2 separate regions of the Mus musculus genome follow, and region 2 is linked to region 1. The links are chromatin loops, found by intact Hi-C in ENCODE. Cell type or tissue: heart. All regions are shown on one strand.

Region 1 (8,000 bases):
AGGTTAAGAGCACTTTTGGTGCTCTCCTACAGAGGTGCTAGGATTGATTACCAGCAATGACACCAGGTGACTCCCAACTACCTGGACAGAGGTTATACAGACCCTAAGAGAACACAAATGCCAGCCCAGGCTACTATACCCAGCTCAATTACCATAGATGGAGAAACCAAAGTATTCCATGACAAAACCAAATTCACACAATATCTTTCCACGAATCCAGCCCTTCAAAGGATAATAAAGGGAAAACTCCAACACAAGGAGGGTTTTGAAGCTACATCATTTGGCCCAGTGCCTGCAAGCTGAGAATGAGGGACAGACCGAAAGACTCTGAACCCACAACTTTTCCTCCTGGTTGTTGCAATCACAGTGCCTCAGTCTGTGGGCTGCACGTAGGAGGAAGCATATGCAGTCTTCAATACGTCAAATAAAAAGTCATACCACCAACTGGTACCTCTAGCCAAGCGCCCCTTTCAAAGTAACCCTTAGTTTGAGTGTAGTTCATTATCAGAACCTTTGCTTACTATGTGGATTGGGTTTAAATCCCAGCATACACCACACACACAGTTCAAGAACAAAGGAACGCTTACTTTATACAAGGCTTATTTTCTCGTAGGAAGGTCCTGGGGCTGGCACACTCAATTCCCTCCAGGGCTCTGCACTGGACTGCAGTGTGTTGCACATCACTGTACGCCTGACCCCCAAACTGTGGAGAAAGTAACAGAAACATACATTCATGTTCACCAATGGAAGCTGCTTCAGTTCTGTATTAATTCTAGCAAGAGTGGGTAAAGTTGTCAAAAGCATGCAATTCAGAGATGCTTCAAGTGACTTAGTAGTCCATCCTAAGTGAATGTTGCTTTAAGTAAACCTTTCTTTTCGACAGGCTTCTTCAGTATATAGTAAAACAGAAACAAGCTGCAGAGACGTATACAATGGCTTGAGTATCCTGGATTAACAGGCATATAATGTAGCAGTTTTGGAATGGAAATTGACATGTCAGCGAGTATTAGAACCTCTGTTGCATATTTACAGTAAAAGAATAAGATCAGAAAATAATTCAGACTATCATCAGGTTGAGGACTTAAGCCACACATGGTGATAGGTTTGCGTAGTCTACCCCAGTATAAGGTTAGCTCCAGTAAAAATGTTTAGAATCAGAGTTCTACCCTTTACTTAATTCATTTCCAACAGAGAAAGCAGAGCCACTCAGTCTCCCTCGTACCTTATCATTGCTTTCCCACTGTTTCCCTTGTCTCAGCAGCGTGAGACTGGAGAACAGGAGTGTTCATTTCTCACAGCCTCTGAGTGTTACCAGTCCTTGAGGACCCTGGCTGAGGCAGAGTTTGAATCTTGTGTCGATACATTCAGCTTTTAATTAAAATAGTCACAACTAAGTTACCGTTATGGAATGCCAGTCAGACTTTTACCAATTACCTAGAGGGCAAAATTTCAGTGTATTTAAAATATCTCTTTACTTTAAGAGCTGTCCTCTTGGTTGTGGTGTTACAAAGCCTATTCGTTTGTGTCTGAGGTGGCAAAAATGTTTTCTCACAACTCAACCCTGCATTATAATATAGTGTCGAGTCTACAGTGCTAAGGTGGTAACATAAATTCCTTAAGTATGAGCTGGGCCCAGTGATGCAGACCTGTATCTTAGTGCTAGGCACAGTGATGCAGACCTGTATCTTAGTGCTAGGCACAGTGATACAGACCTGTATCTTAGTGCTAGGCACAGTGATGCAGACCTGTATCTTAGTGCTAGGCACAGTGATGCAGACCTGTATCTTAGTGCTAGGCACAGTGATGCAGACCTGTATCTTAGTGCTAGGCACAGTGATGCAGACCTGTATCTTAGTGCTAGGCACAGTGATGCAGACCTGTATCTTAGTGCTAGGCACAGTGATGCAGACCTGTATCTTAGCGCTAGGCACAGTGATGCAGACCTGTATCTTAGCGCTAGGCACAGTGATGCAGACCTGTATCTTAGCGCTAGGCACAGTGATGCAGACCTGTATCTTAGTGCTAGGCACAGTGATGCAGACCTGTATCTTAGTGCTAGGCACAGTGATGCAGACCTGTATCTTAGTGCTAGGCACAGTGATGCAGACCTGTATCTTAGTGCTAGGCCCAGTGATGCAGACCTGTATCTTAGTGCTAGGCACAGTGATGCAGACCTGTATCTTAGTGCTAGGCACAGTGATGCAGACCTGTATCTTAGTGCTAGGCACAGTGATGCAGACCTGTATCTTAGTGCTAGGCACAGTGATGCAGACCTGTATCTTAGCGCTAGAAGGCTCAAGCAAGAGGAACCTGGTTTTAAGGCTAGCTTGGGCTGTAGTGAGACCTTTTCACAGACAGACAGACAAACAACCAACCTACCAGCACAACAAAACTCAAACCAAACCAAACCAAACCAAACCAAACCAAACTTCATTGGGTTTTGAGAGACCAAGTTAGATGCACTCACTTTAAGGCTATACTACTGGCTTCTCTGGAATGTTTTATCCTCAAATAAAATCATAACTGACAGACTCTAGCTACTTCCAACGGATATGGTGCAGGCCGGCTGTCACCTGCATGAGGAACTTGCTCCAAGTGCGTGTGTAACCAAGAAAGGCCAGTTCAGCACCAGCTTTACAAAGTGCATGGCTTTGCTGTTGTTGCTGCTGCTCTGTTAAGAAAAGCCTTGCTTTGAAAGTACAGTCGATGTCTTGGCTTTAATTTGTTAGTTTCAACAGTCAAAGGAAGCAATACAGGTTGGTCTTTGCACTTGGGTGGCTTGGGCACAGGCATGGTTGGTTCCTGAGGAAAGCAAATGTGCTCTTCAGCCGTTAAAACCTTTGTCATGTTTCCAGCGACAGTTATACGGATGAAGTTGTAAAAAAAAAAAAAAAAAATCAAGTCTGTCTGTATGCCCTTCTGTAATTCTTTAACAGCACCCGGCCATGCTTCCCACGAAGGTGCCTGTACAAAGAACAAAATCCTCACCTTGAGACAACCATAACCAAGCTCCTGGGAGGCAGTTGCATTTCCAACGTGATCCACTGGGGCATCACAGTCTACGAACTCGTCGGGTCTGCAAATCAGTAAGATTTTTCATCAGTGCCTTTTGCCGATTGCTTCTGTGTCCGCACGCAATGCTATTTTCGTTCCTCTTTTAATATCTGTTCCTCCTTCTGTACTGGGAACTGGATACGCTAGAGGTGCTATCTACCTTTGAGCTACATTTCCAGCCCTTGAATTTTCTTTCTTTCTTTTTTTTTTAAATTTGAGACAAGTTACCCAGGCTGGCTGGTTGGCCTTGAACTCATCCTGTAACCAAGGCAGCAGAAAGGGTGCAGGAAGTGGAAGGGTTCTGTAGCCTACATTACTCCTTCCCAGTATCTACCACTAACACACAGTTTAATTGCTTTCTGTGGCAGGGCAATTGAGAGGCACCAGTCCCGGAATCACCTCCCCGAGGTGGAAGCAGCCTTCCGCTCCCACAACCAACAGCTATCCCTGGCCCGATCCCCCTCTAGGTCCGCCCGCCACGTCCCGGCAGCTTACAGGTAAGAGCAAAGGATGACTGGCGAGTTGGGGTCGCTGTATTCCCAGCTTGAGGCCGCGGGACCCTCGAGGTGAGCGGCGCCCGAGGGTGTGAGATCCAGTTCGGCCGTAGCATTAAACGAGTGGCTCCGAGAAACACAGTGCAGCAGCAGCAGGTTCCCCAATAGCAGGGCCGCCTGGCCGCACAGCAATAGGTAACTCACAGGGCAGCCGCCCAGCACCATCTTCCCGGGGGCCGGTCCTAGAGACCTGGCCTAAAAACAAAGCCAGGCCGCCACGGCCCACCGGAGCCCGGCGCTGTCAGGCCTCTCTCTACGTCGGGTACGCAACCCTCCGTTCCACAGCCAACCCGTGCGCAGCTCGACGCTCCGCCTGCCACTACGGCCAATCAGAAACGGCCAGGGGAAAGGTGTGGCCTGGCTTCGCTCCGCCCTCCAGTAGACCCTTCACTGCTGCACGGAGCGGAGGGAGGGTGGAGCTTCCCTTAGCCCCGCCCTCCAGCCCCTCCTACCTTCTCTAGTCTCCGCTGAGCGGGCGGAGGGGCGGAACAGCCGGGCGCGAACTGGAGCGGCGGCGGCGGCGGCCGCCGGTGGGTTGGCCAGACTGTATTTTCCCTACGTCAGCCTCTGGCCGCGGGATCGGGAAAGGGGCGGGGTTTTTGGGGGGGGGGGGGTTGCTGCGTCAGTGCCGCGCGCGTGCTCGCCGAGGGCGAGCGCCCCGCCAGCCCGGGGGCCCCCGCGGGGTTGCAAGGATGACCGAAGGGGCGGAGGCGGCGGCCGCGCGTTGAGCGGAACCTGCCGAAGCCCTCGCTATGGGGCCGCGCGCGCTCTCGCCCCTTGCCTCTCTGCGACTAAGGTGGCTGCTGGCGTGTGGCTTGCTGGGCCCAGTCCTCGAGGCCGGGCGACCAGGTGGGTGCCGGACGGGAACCGTGCTGTGGGGAGTGAGTGCTGGGTGGTGAGGGCTGCGAGGCGGACCCTGGGCTCCGGCTCCCCTGTCAGCGCTGACCCGGAGCCCGGTGGCCGGCGGCCGGCTGCACTGTGGCGGTGCGCTCGCTACTCCCGGGCTGCAGCGAGTGCTTTGCGGGTGGAGTGGCTGTCACCAGCTCTGGGCTGGGAGATGGAACTTTTGCTTCAGTCTATCAGGATTTGGGGTTTGACGTTCGCCGTCTTGGACGACTCAGCAGTAGGTCCACAGGGATCCCGATGGAGAAGAGGGCGGGTTTTCCTTGGGCCGTTTTTTTTTTTTTTTTTTTTTTTTTTTTTGTTAGTAAGGATACTTAAAATAATAAAATCAACGAAACGCTACGTTTCTAGAGCCTGTAGTTCAATCTATCTAAATCTGGACAAAGAATCTCTGCTCTGTTTAACCCAGGGGATTATCGGAAAGAATTAAATTACTGTTCGCCAGCACATCTGAATTGTGAAACTTCCCGTAAATATGTAAGATATTTATATTGTGGATGATGAAACTGAATGGGAACACACTAGGTTCTTTTTTTCCTGGAAATAAGTTATTTATTTCATCCTTTGTATTAAATTAGTGTTTGCATGGCTTAGTTATCTCTTTGAGCTCCGGGAACACTATGGACAATAGAAGGCTTTACAAAATTGTTGCCTTCAAAGGTGATGAGTGTAGATTTGAGTTCAGGACCGCTGACCTTCACGAAACTAATTACAGCTTCTTGTCTTTGGCTTTCTCCTTTTTAATTAAGTTAGCGTCCTCCTGGAGTTTATAAATACTGACAAATTTTCAATGGGATGCTTCCAGGACGTGTCTGATGAAACGTGCTGTTCTAGTTAACAATATCGCTATGAAAGGAACTGAAATTTTAATAATCTCTAACTTCTTGTGTTTGCCAGCAAAAACCAGATTATATTTTTAGTACATGTATATGTTTGTTGTTACACATGGGCATAAAAATGAATGGAATATCCTTGTGTTCTTCAGTTGCTGCTGCAATGGGCCAGCTGCTCACATAGGCATGAGTATTCGCTTTGGAAATCTATCCAGCCTTCATCAGGAAGGAAACCCATTCCTGATGCTTTTGGAGGATCTAAAGGGTGACCATGTGGACTAAGATATAGGAGAGATGCTGAAGGGTTTTTTTTTTTTTGTTTGTTTGTTTTTGTTTTTTGTTTTTTGGTGTTGTGTGTGTGTGTGTGTGTGTGTGTGGTTTTTTTTTTTCCTTTTTTGAAAGTGTGATTTTTGAACTGAGCTAAAAGGGTGAGAGAATTTCAACTTAAAAAGAGTGGAGGGATCCATTATAAACATAAGGAGCTTTATTTTTACCCCCTCCAAGAGTAAGTGGTTATAAAAGAAAACAACTTGTTGGAAAAGGGTGAGAGTGTTAATGTGTGGTTAGGTAGCTTGTGGAAAGAGATCCTGGGAGGGAAAGCCAGGTGGACTGGCACCACGGATGAGACCTGTGCTAAGCTAGGGAGTCACAGTCACCCTGTAGGTTGGTTTGGGGCATGAAGATTTCTAAGGAGTGTGACCATCAGAGTGTTGGTTAATAGGTTAATACACTATGGGGGTTGGACTCTAGGAGAGTGGAGAGAGCGAGGCGGAGCCAGGTTTTGAGGTGTTGGCGGTGGGGCTGTGAGTCAACTCAAATTTCCTGAAGTGAATGATCTTCCAAAATCAGCTGAGTTTTTGGAATACAGGATGTTTAAAGCATGAACTGGGACATCCTCCCATTAGCCATGTTGGGAGCTAAGCTGGTGTGAGGAGGATTTTAAACTGTTGTTTATAGTATTGTGTCCAGAATAAGTACAGAATAATTTCTGAGTAGTGGATTCAAATGATTAAAAACAGCAACAACAACAACAAACCTCCGGGATCAACAAATATAAGGAAATCAGATATTTGAAACCTCTTGATTTGTTTTTTTCTTGCATAAGATAGCAAATACAATATGTAGACGAAAAATGATTTAGAAACACTGGTGTTCTAAAGAAGATGAATTTGAAAACTCACTCATGGTGAATAATTGGAAAATGAAGTAGATATAATCGTAGGAACTTAGGTCTCATCTTCATATGGCTGCAGATTTTTAAAATTAATTTTAAAATCAGTATATAAGATCATGGGTTTTCTTAGGACAGTGTCATGTGTGTTTATCATGGTACTTTTTCACTTAGCTCATTCTCTTCTCGTGTTCTCTTTCTTTTTTTTTTTTTTTCTTTTGGTTTTTCGAGACAGGGTTTCTCTGTGTAGCCCTGGCTGTCCTGGAACTCACTTTGTAGACCAGGCTGGCCTCGAACTCAGAAATCCACCTGCCTCTGCTTCCCGAGTGCTGGGATTAAAGGCGTGAGCCACCATGCCCAGCTCGTGTTCTCCCTCCCATCATCCTGTCTCTACTCTTATGTCACATATATGTGAGAGAAAATACATTTCAGTTGACATGGTAGCTGCCAGTGCTACTACCGGGTTTCCTGCTGAGGGTACATTTTGTTCTTGGTGACTGAATGGAATTCCCCTGTGCGTATGTACTCCTTTTGCTCTATTCCTTTCTTTGTTGCTGAACATCTAAGCTAATTTTGTATTTTGGAAAGAACAGATTAAAACACATTTATCCATGTTATAAAAGAAAATGTTGTCTTAAAGATATTTTGGTTTCCAAACTTCTAAGTAGTAAGTGAAAACATACCTGGTTGATAGGTACAAAATTTCTGGTCTTTGAAAACTAGTTTTATATTTTGCTTTTCCCAAATTTGGTTTCAAATCTGTTCTTTTGCTTGTTTTGCTTTTTCAAGAGAGCGTCTCACTGTGTAGCTCTAGCTGCCCTGAAACTCACTATGTAGACCAGGCTGGCCTGCCTCTGCCTCGAGAGTGCTGGGATTAAAGGTGTGCCCCACCATGTCTGGCGTATATTTATTTATATGTTATTAAATATTATGGTTTGCTGTAGAAGGTTTCAGATGATTTCCTAAGGGGTAACATGAAGTGAGAGACATAAAGATGGGACGTAGTTAACCTCATGATACCTCCTCTTCCTTGTTAACCTGGCACTGTGTATACCCTAGCGCCTTGGAGTGACTCTAGCCCTTGCTGGCACTGCAACAACTGTCCTTACTGTCATCTTTGAAGGGTCTGAAGTGGACCCAGCTAAGGCTGGATCGCCCTGCCTGGTTTATGTGCTCAGAGATCATTTTCATGTTGTGATGGGAGATGGGATCTGTTTTAGTCGATCAATTTCCTCAAGGTGATTATATATGGGATGCTGTGGCATTTTTAATTTTTGAGAATTTCAGACAGTGTATTTTGACTATCTCCACCCTCATGTGATCCCCAAACTCTGCCCAGATTCACCTGCCTCTCTGCTCTCCCAACTTCCTGTCTCGCCATCCATCTTTTAAGAGTAAGAAAGGAGGACAGGAGTGGATGAGCACAAGCTGTAATGACATTTATGAGGATGCCAAGATGAAACTTGTTACTTTGTATGGCAACCC
Region 2 (8,000 bases), 580 kb before region 1:
TTGTGGGCAATAAGTTTCCTTCATTCCAAACTCTTTTAATCTAATCATTACAAGACCAACTGTTAATTTGTCACTCAAAATAAAAGGAGGGGGGAGTGGCGGGGAGAGGGATGTAGTATAGTTGTTCCCTAGGTGGGACTCCAAGCACTCCATAACCCAGGCAATGCTAGCACGTATCAGCATGCTCAGAAGATGGACGCATAATCAGGAGTTCAAGGTCAGCCTCAGCTATATTGAAAGCTTGAGGCCAGAATGGGATATATGAGACCCTGTCTCAATAAATAATTTTTTAAAAAAGGTATCAGGGTTAGAGAGACAGCTCAGTGGTTAAAAGCACTGGCTGCTCTTCCAGAACTTGGGTTCAATTCCCAGAACCCATATGGTAGCTTACAGCCATCCATAATTCTCATTCCAGGGGACCTGATGCGCTCTTCTGACGTCCACATGTGGCACACAGACATACATATATACATACAGGTAAGAACACTCAGACACTAAGGAAAATAATTTTTAAAAGTGTTTTTAAACATCATGTGGGCAGATGATGAGCACAGCAGCAACCACAGCAGATTTGGGTTTCAAGTGTTTGATAAATACAGTAGCCTTCCTCACTGAATGGATACCTGTCCAAGGAACCCAGACACAACACTCTAAGAGGGCTCATTCAAGCTTCCAAATAGATACTCTCTGCTGTAATATACAGTTGCTCATTTTCCTAAAAGTGATGGCACTGACAGTCAATGAAAGTAAGTCTACTAGCTACAAATAATATGTCAACCAGGAGAGCAATACAAATAAAATATCTCTACAAATTAGATAAATTCCACATACATGCTGAATGACTTTGAATAAAATTTATCTTTAGAATTAAAAAAAAAAACAAAAAAACTTCTTTCAGGCTATATATTATCAACCAAAATACACCAAGTTATAAATCTGACATTTATTCAAAGTCTAATCTCAGATAGTACCATTCCAACAACATTAAATTTAAGTTTTCCACCAAACTCTACAAAAACTGAGAGAACATTACTATTAAGATTTGTATGTAGTACAAATGGACCAAGCCCACTGTATAGTTAGCAGGCCTTGCTGGTGTTAGAAAACAGTTTCAATACTAACACATGGCTAAAGTTTGGATGACCATAATTACAATTATTTTAAGTAAGGTGAATACTGAATCCTTTTCAATATGAATAGAAAATAAATTTCACCCAATACCAATTTATCTACTTTGTCAGGACTTAGACCCTTAGTCTAAATTTAGATCACACAAGTAGTTAGATTTGAATGCATTAAAGAATTACTGGCGCTTTCCTGGGAGTGACAGAACTTCCCCTCCACCCACCCCTCAAAAGCTGACAACTCAGTGAGGATCTAAGGACTACATGCCTACTTCACAGATCACGCTGCTGAACTGGCATTTGGAGACTGTATTGAACTAGCTACATGAAAGCAAAGGGAAGAGAGGGGAAAAGCTAATAAAAAAGCATTATTCATAACAACATGCATATCACCTGGAACATTTCTAATTTTCCAAGACCCTAAGTCCAGCAAGCAGATGAGCTACAACAGGCTGATCTTCCCCACCCCTTTCTCAACGCGCCCCAAGTAAAATAACCAATGCAGTTTCCTTGTTTACTTAAAGAATTGGAAAAAAAAAATGTTGACTTGCTTCTGAGGTGTCGGAAACCAATCAATATTTAAGACTTTTCACAATCAAGCTTGAAATATGATAGCAATGATTTCTTCAGTTAGTTTTTTTTAAAAATCTAATTTTAAATTTATAAAAAAGGGTGAAAATGTACACTGCGGTTTATCAGTATGCCTTTTTTTGCAACTAGAAGGAAAGGGGGAAAGAAAGGAAGAGGCAGCAAAACACACAAGATGGGAAACATCGCCGCGTCCTTCCGTGGTTATGAGTAATTGCAAATGACCCAAGAGGTAAGAGAAGTTCATGAGTAGAAGGGGAGGTGTAACAATGTGAACTGCCGGTTCCAGATTCACGCAGATGTCGGAGAGGAAAAGGAATTTATTTACACTGCAGTGCCGGGTAACAAACATGGCTGCCCCTGCCCCCTTTAAATCTGAATAGTCTTTACTCCCTCACCAAAACCATCAAATTATGGCCATGTCTTTCCCTGCCTCCCTACCATAACACAAACACATCTCCTCTTCTCTCAGAACAGTAACACCCACACCTCCCTCATTTCACAACAATCACAACCCCATAACCACTAGCTTCTCTATTTCTCTAGCCTTGAAATACAAGACAGAATACACACAAACATAGGAACAAAAGGCTTTCCCTTCTAACACTTCAATAATCCCCATCCTTTTCCTCACACTCTGTGACGCCTGGTCGATAATTCTCATCCTTTCCAACACTCAGCTAATGTCCTTCCCTAGCCCAATCGTATGTCTTTCAGTTTCCTGCGTCTATTTCCTATCCTGCTCTTGCATCCTGACACAATCATTTTTCATCCCTATTTCCTAATCTTATCTTTTCCTCCACTTTGATTCACTAGTTTCTCTCCTTGATTCCCAGAAGAAGCCTCGATTCTCCATCACCCCTATCCCTTTCCCCCCAACTCTTCTAGTTTCCACACTCCATTCCAGACCTATCCTCATTTGCATTAGGTCTCTAATGTCCAAATCTAACTCTTCTCTTTTCCTACCCCTCCCCCGTTTCCATCCTTATCCCCGCCCCCATCCCACCTCTACTCCCAATTCCCAGCTCAGCACCACTACATCATATCCCAAGCCTACCTGCCCCACCTCCCAATTCCTTCCACACCCACCTTACCATCTGCTCTTCCTTCCCAGAACCCTTTCAGGCCATCCGCGGCCCCTTCTCTTCCAGGGTCTCACTCCTTATGGGTGCCTGGGTCTTAGGTCGCCCCCACCCCAAGGAGCCTCCTCAGCCCTGACGCGCAACACACACATACACAAGCACTTTACCTTCAGTTTGTTCCATTCTAACCCCCCTGCCGTGTCAGTGCGATCACAGGAGAGACACCGAGGCCCGAAGTGGGGCTGGGTTGCCGGCAGCTGCCGGGACCGCGGGCGCAGGAGACGGAACCGAGCTAGGCCGCATGAAATCCTCGGACTAGATTTCCCCCGCGCCGAGCACCCCTGCCATGGCGGCCGGCACTGAGGACGGCCACGGCCCGGCCGGCCGGGCTCGTTTTGCGGGCAGACGGAAGGCTGCGGGCGACGCGGAGCGAAGGGGAGGCGGCCGGACGGGGGTCGCCGCGTAGCTGCTGGTGCCGGAGAGGAGCCGGAGGCTGGCGGCCCCGAAGGGCAGCAGGGTCCCAGGGTTCTGATCGAAAGCTGCACACCTCTCCCAGCAGACACCCGGCAACCCAGCCCCGGTCTCGGCCTCCGTCCGGATCTCCGCGCCGCCAGCTCCCGCCGCCGTCGCCGCCGCCGCCGCCGCCTCCGCGCACAAAGCCCCCCCGCCCCGTTCGGCGCCGCCGCCGCCAAATCCTAGGTCTCCTATTGGCTACTGGCCGCGGCGCCTGCCGGGAAATGCAGTCCGGAGCTCGGCGCTGAGAGCGAAGGAGGAAGAGGCTCGTCAGCCGCGGAGAGGAGGGGCGCGCGAGAGTCTGGAGCAGACGCGAGACCGCAGGCGATGAGGCAGAGGGACAGGAAGGGCTGGTGCGGAGGGGCAGCCAGGTCGGGCCTGCGAGGCTAATACTTACTAAACGGCAGCACGTACTAGACGCCATATGGTACTCGAGTGGCCCTGCGCTACCATTCCTAGATGTTAGGAAGAACCTGATGACCGGTACGCGGTGACGCAGACCGGGGAGTGCCCGGGAGTCACTGACAGCCTGACAGCTGTCAGCAGAGCGCCCTGGCCCCGGCGTCCCAGACACGGGCCAGCACGTTAGGACGACAGCCCGAGCCGGGGCAGTCTCCTTCCCCGGGAGAGAGACCGGTAGCCGCCAGTGTGCCCGGGGGTTGCCGGGCAGTCCGCGTCCAGCAACAGAAGGCACCCCGATCTCCCGGGCAGCCACTGGACCCGGTTGCCCTCTTCCTGCCCGCACCGGGGTACAGAGGCTTGTGGGTAGCCGGGAGGACGTCAGCGCGACTGCATCCCGGGCCGCGGGCCACAGCGAGGACTGCGGGCGGGTCACGTGCCCCGGCCCTGCGCTGCTCCGGGCCAGAGCTCCGCACTGAGTGACGTGGGGATATTTGTCCCAGAGCGATCACCGGAGAGTGAGAGGAAGGGAGGCAGTCCTCTGCAAACCCCTTGCCCTTCCCATTCTAGGAAATACGAGTGATCCAGTGACAGGGCCGGGTAAACAGTCTTGAAGGGGTGTGCAGATGTAGTTTCTTGGGGCCTGGTAATTACTTAGAAGGTCCAACCCAGAAACGAGAACTTACAAAGGAAACATACGTAGCCATCAAATGAGGAAACCGATACACTCTTGCTTTCTGTTCTGAGAATTACCGAACCCTGTCACTACAAAGTGTCAACCTCCAGTCGGGCGTGGTGGTGCACGCCTTTTATCACAGCACTCCGGAGGCAGATTTCTGAGTTCGAGGCCAGCCTGGTCTACAAAGTGAGTTCCAGGACAGCCAGGGCTATACAGTGAAACCCTGTCTCGAAAAACAAACAAACAAACAAAACAAAACAAAAAAAGTGTCAACCTCCTCTCCATAGAGACTACATTTGCTACCATTAAAGGAAATTTCCTGATGTGTTTCAAATACCACCTCAGAATTTTTTGTTTTTTTTTTTTTTGGTTTTTTTTTTGTTGTTGTTGTTGTTTTTGTTTTGTTTTTCGAGACATTGTTTCTCTGTATAGCCCTGGCTGTCCTGGAACTAACTCACTTTGTAGACCAGGCTGGCCTCAAACTCAGAAATCCGCCTGCCTCTGCCTCCCAAATGCTGGGATTAAGGCATGCGCCACCACGCCCGGCGGGTTTTTTGTTTTTTGTTTTGTTTTGGTCTTTTCGAGACAGGGTTTCTCTGTGTATCCCTGGCTATCCTGGAACTCACTCTGTAGACCAGGCTGGCCTTGAACTCAGAAATCCACCTGCCCCTGACTCCCAAGTGCTGGGATTAAAGGCATGCACCACCACTGCCCTGCCTCAGAACTGTTTTTAATATTTTATATTTTTATGTTTATCAGTGTTTTGCTCACATATATATCTGTGTGCCTTGTGCATGCCATGTCCCCGAAAAGGTCAAAAAAAGGTGTCAGATCTACTGGAACTGGTGTTATGGATGGTTGTGAGCAACCTCTTGGGTGCTAGGAATCAAACCCTTGCACTCAGCAAGAACAAGTGCTCTTAACCATTGATCCATCTCTCCAGCCCACCTCCTCAGAATTTTAGAAAAATCTCTGCAGTTCACTGATTTTAATGGGCACTCATACTAAAAGTGATCATGAAAATAATTCCATTGATGATATTATCATTATTATTATTATTTTGGTTTGGTCTCTATTTTGGTTTTTGGAGACAGAATTTCTCTGTGTAACAGTCCTGGATGTCCTGGAGTAATTCCCTTTGTAGACCAGGCTGGCTTTGAACTCAGAGATCCACCTGCCTCCCTAGTGCTTGGATCAAAGGCATGCACCACAATTGCCCTGAAAAGTCTTTTTTTTTTTTTTTTTTTTTTTTGAGACAGGGTCCCTGGCTGTTCAACTTCCTGTGAAGACCAGGTTGGCCTCAACCTAATATAATTTCTGCCTCTGCCTGCCAAGTGCTATAATTAAAGTGTGTGCCACCATGCACAGGAACAATAGTGTTGATTTTTGTGTTATTTTGTGTGTGTGCAAATATGAGAGGAGTGCTTGTGGGAGCTAGCTCCAGACTTGCACCGTATTACAGGGCTTGAACTCCCATCATCAGTGGCACTGCAAGCACCTTTTCAGATGAGCTACCTCCTTAGACCACTTTACTGTTCATCTGTTAAGTCTTGTTAGACCCAGAAATCCTCCTTCCCCAATTTACCCACACATAATACTTTATGTTTCCATCATCTAACCTATTCTGAGGTTCAAACCATGCTTACTCTTTTCAATAGCAAACGAGCAAACAGCTTATCAAGACAGAAGCAGAAGAGGTTTCTCCAGGTTATGGTGGTAAAAATATATTCAATTTATCCTAAACACCAAATTGTCAAACCTGATAAAGTATACAAACCTGGAGAAAGTATTCATTGCTTTGAACAAATGGGTCTCATCAGGGTTCTTATCCCCCCAACCCTTCTTAAAAGAACTGGATTGTTAACTTGTGACCAGATTAAAAAATCTTCTTTATGTTTCAAATACTGGGTATGGGATAGTTCATCTGGCTTTTAAATAATACATTTTACTGTACCTGCTTGTAAGTGAATATAATTCATGGATAAGAATTTTTCCATAAGATATTTCATTGTAAAATGATAAGAATGTTTTTGCATTTGACAAATATTAAAATAATTACTGTAGAGCTTGGAATTATCAGAGCGAGAAAACAAGGAGAGGGAAGCTTTAGCATGGGACATAATCTCTTTATTATGGGACATAATAAGCTCTTTAATCAGGAGCCAGGAGGATCTCAGTGAGTTCGAGACTAGCCTGGTCTACACAGTGAGTTCCAGGCCAGCCAGGGCTACATGGTGAGACCCTGTCTCAAGGCGGGGAAGGAGGAGTTAAGTTTTGTAAATTTCAATTCTTTATGATCAGACTGTGAAACAGAACCCCTAGTGGAAAATTGCCTGACATGCACAAAGGGACCCCTAGTGGCCAAACTGAAAAGTTTTGCTTATTTTAAGTAGTCCATTCGGTTAGTTGAAATATACTTTTTTTTTTTTTTTTTTTTTTAGGATTAAAAACGGCCTCCATTTCTTTTTTTCTTTTCTTTTTTAGTTCTTTTGAAACAGGATCCCACTGTGTAGCCCTGGCTGTCTTGGAACTCACTTTGTAGACCAGAGTGACCTTGAGCTCACACAGATCTGCCAGTCTTGTCTATTAAGTACTGGCATAAAAGGCATGCACTACCATGCCCAGCCCTCAAAACTTATTCTATTTTGTACAGCTCATAATTTTATCATCAGAGTTCTCAGAAAAGTTGAAGAAAGCTCGAGCCAGGCATGGTGGTGCACACATTTAAATCTGAGCAATTTAGAGGACCAGGCAAATGAATCTCTGTGAGTTCAAGGCAAGCCTGGTCTACATAACGAGTTCTGGGCCAGCCAGGCCTACATCGTGAAACCCTGTCTCTAAATAAATAAATAAGCAAGCAAACTAAAATATAGAGTCAAAGATGGCTGCAGTGGTACACACTTGTAACTAAGCACTGGGGAGGCAGGCAGGTGGTTCAAGGGTTCAAGACCACTTTCTGCTACTACCTATTGAGTTCCAGCCCAGCCCGTGTTACATAAGAACCCCGCAAAATAAAAAGAAATTGAAAAAAAAAAAAACAGATAAATAGGAACAAGAATGCTTTCAGAACTTTAACTTTCCCAAGATGGCTAGTTGCCCGCCCTAGGAACGTAAACGTCCTCAAACCCACAATGCCTATCTTATTTAACAAGTACTCTAGAATATATTTTTGAATGTTGAGATTTCTACACAACTAATGATAAGCGACAACATGAAACCATTTTTTAAAGAGAAAAATCAAATTCCGTATGAAGATTTCAGAAGCATTCCAGCCTTCGACCCCGCAGAAGAAAGGTTTTTTTTTTTTTTTTTTTTTTTTTTCTCAGTGCTGCCCCTCTGCCACCAGGACCTCACAACCTCCTTCGCCAACCCAAGACCTCTAGGCAGTTTCGGAGACTAAAGGGTGAGGAACGGAATCATCAAAGTGATGTCATCAGTGACTCCAATTTGGGTTACAAAGGCTACTATCAGACCTTACTCTGGTAGGGCCTCCATTCAAGGAGTTCTCGAGGAGTTGGCTAGACTACAGAATGTGGGCAGGCAGGGGGGGGGGGGGGACGCAGCTTTGGTCCTGTAGTACAGACGCTGCCTCAACTAACTCCGACCCAGAAGTGA

What was found. Peaks named below come from ENCODE experiments on the same cell type or tissue, not always from the same donor. Only the 100,000 strongest peaks of a DNase experiment are listed, where the experiment ranks them.
Region 2: a loop joins it to region 1, with 3 times the contacts of the local background. A loop is called at or near these places in 5 of 42 quality-filtered maps.

Annotation. Positions count from the first base shown.
Region 1 is chr8:25,013,142-25,021,141 of GRCm38, reverse strand. It overlaps Adam9 (a disintegrin and metallopeptidase domain 9 (meltrin gamma)), which reads left to right and starts at 4,220. Exons shown (of 22, transcript NM_001270996.1): 1 at 4,220-4,457. The coding sequence starts at 4,361. It overlaps Tm2d2 (TM2 domain containing 2), which reads right to left and starts at 3,931. Exons shown (of 4, transcript NM_027194.3): 1 at 3,550-3,931; 2 at 2,989-3,076; 3 at 588-703. The coding sequence starts at 3,773. In heart, a CTCF peak has its summit at 3,040; DNase peaks (open chromatin) are centred at 3,051, 4,001 and 6,021; H3K4me3 peaks cover 3,438 bases; H3K27ac peaks cover 2,007 bases.
Region 2 is chr8:25,597,698-25,605,697 of GRCm38, reverse strand. It overlaps D830025C05Rik (a long non-coding RNA gene), which reads right to left. Exons shown (of 1, transcript XR_003947362.1): 1 at 6,491-8,000. It also overlaps a transcript of Letm2 not described here and a transcript of Nsd3 not described here. Among named protein-coding and RNA genes, the nearest start is that of Letm2, 4.2 kb to the right of the region's middle. In heart, a CTCF peak has its summit at 6,727 (motif pointing left); DNase peaks (open chromatin) are centred at 2,857, 3,507 and 4,127; H3K4me3 peaks cover 3,827 bases; H3K27ac peaks cover 3,049 bases.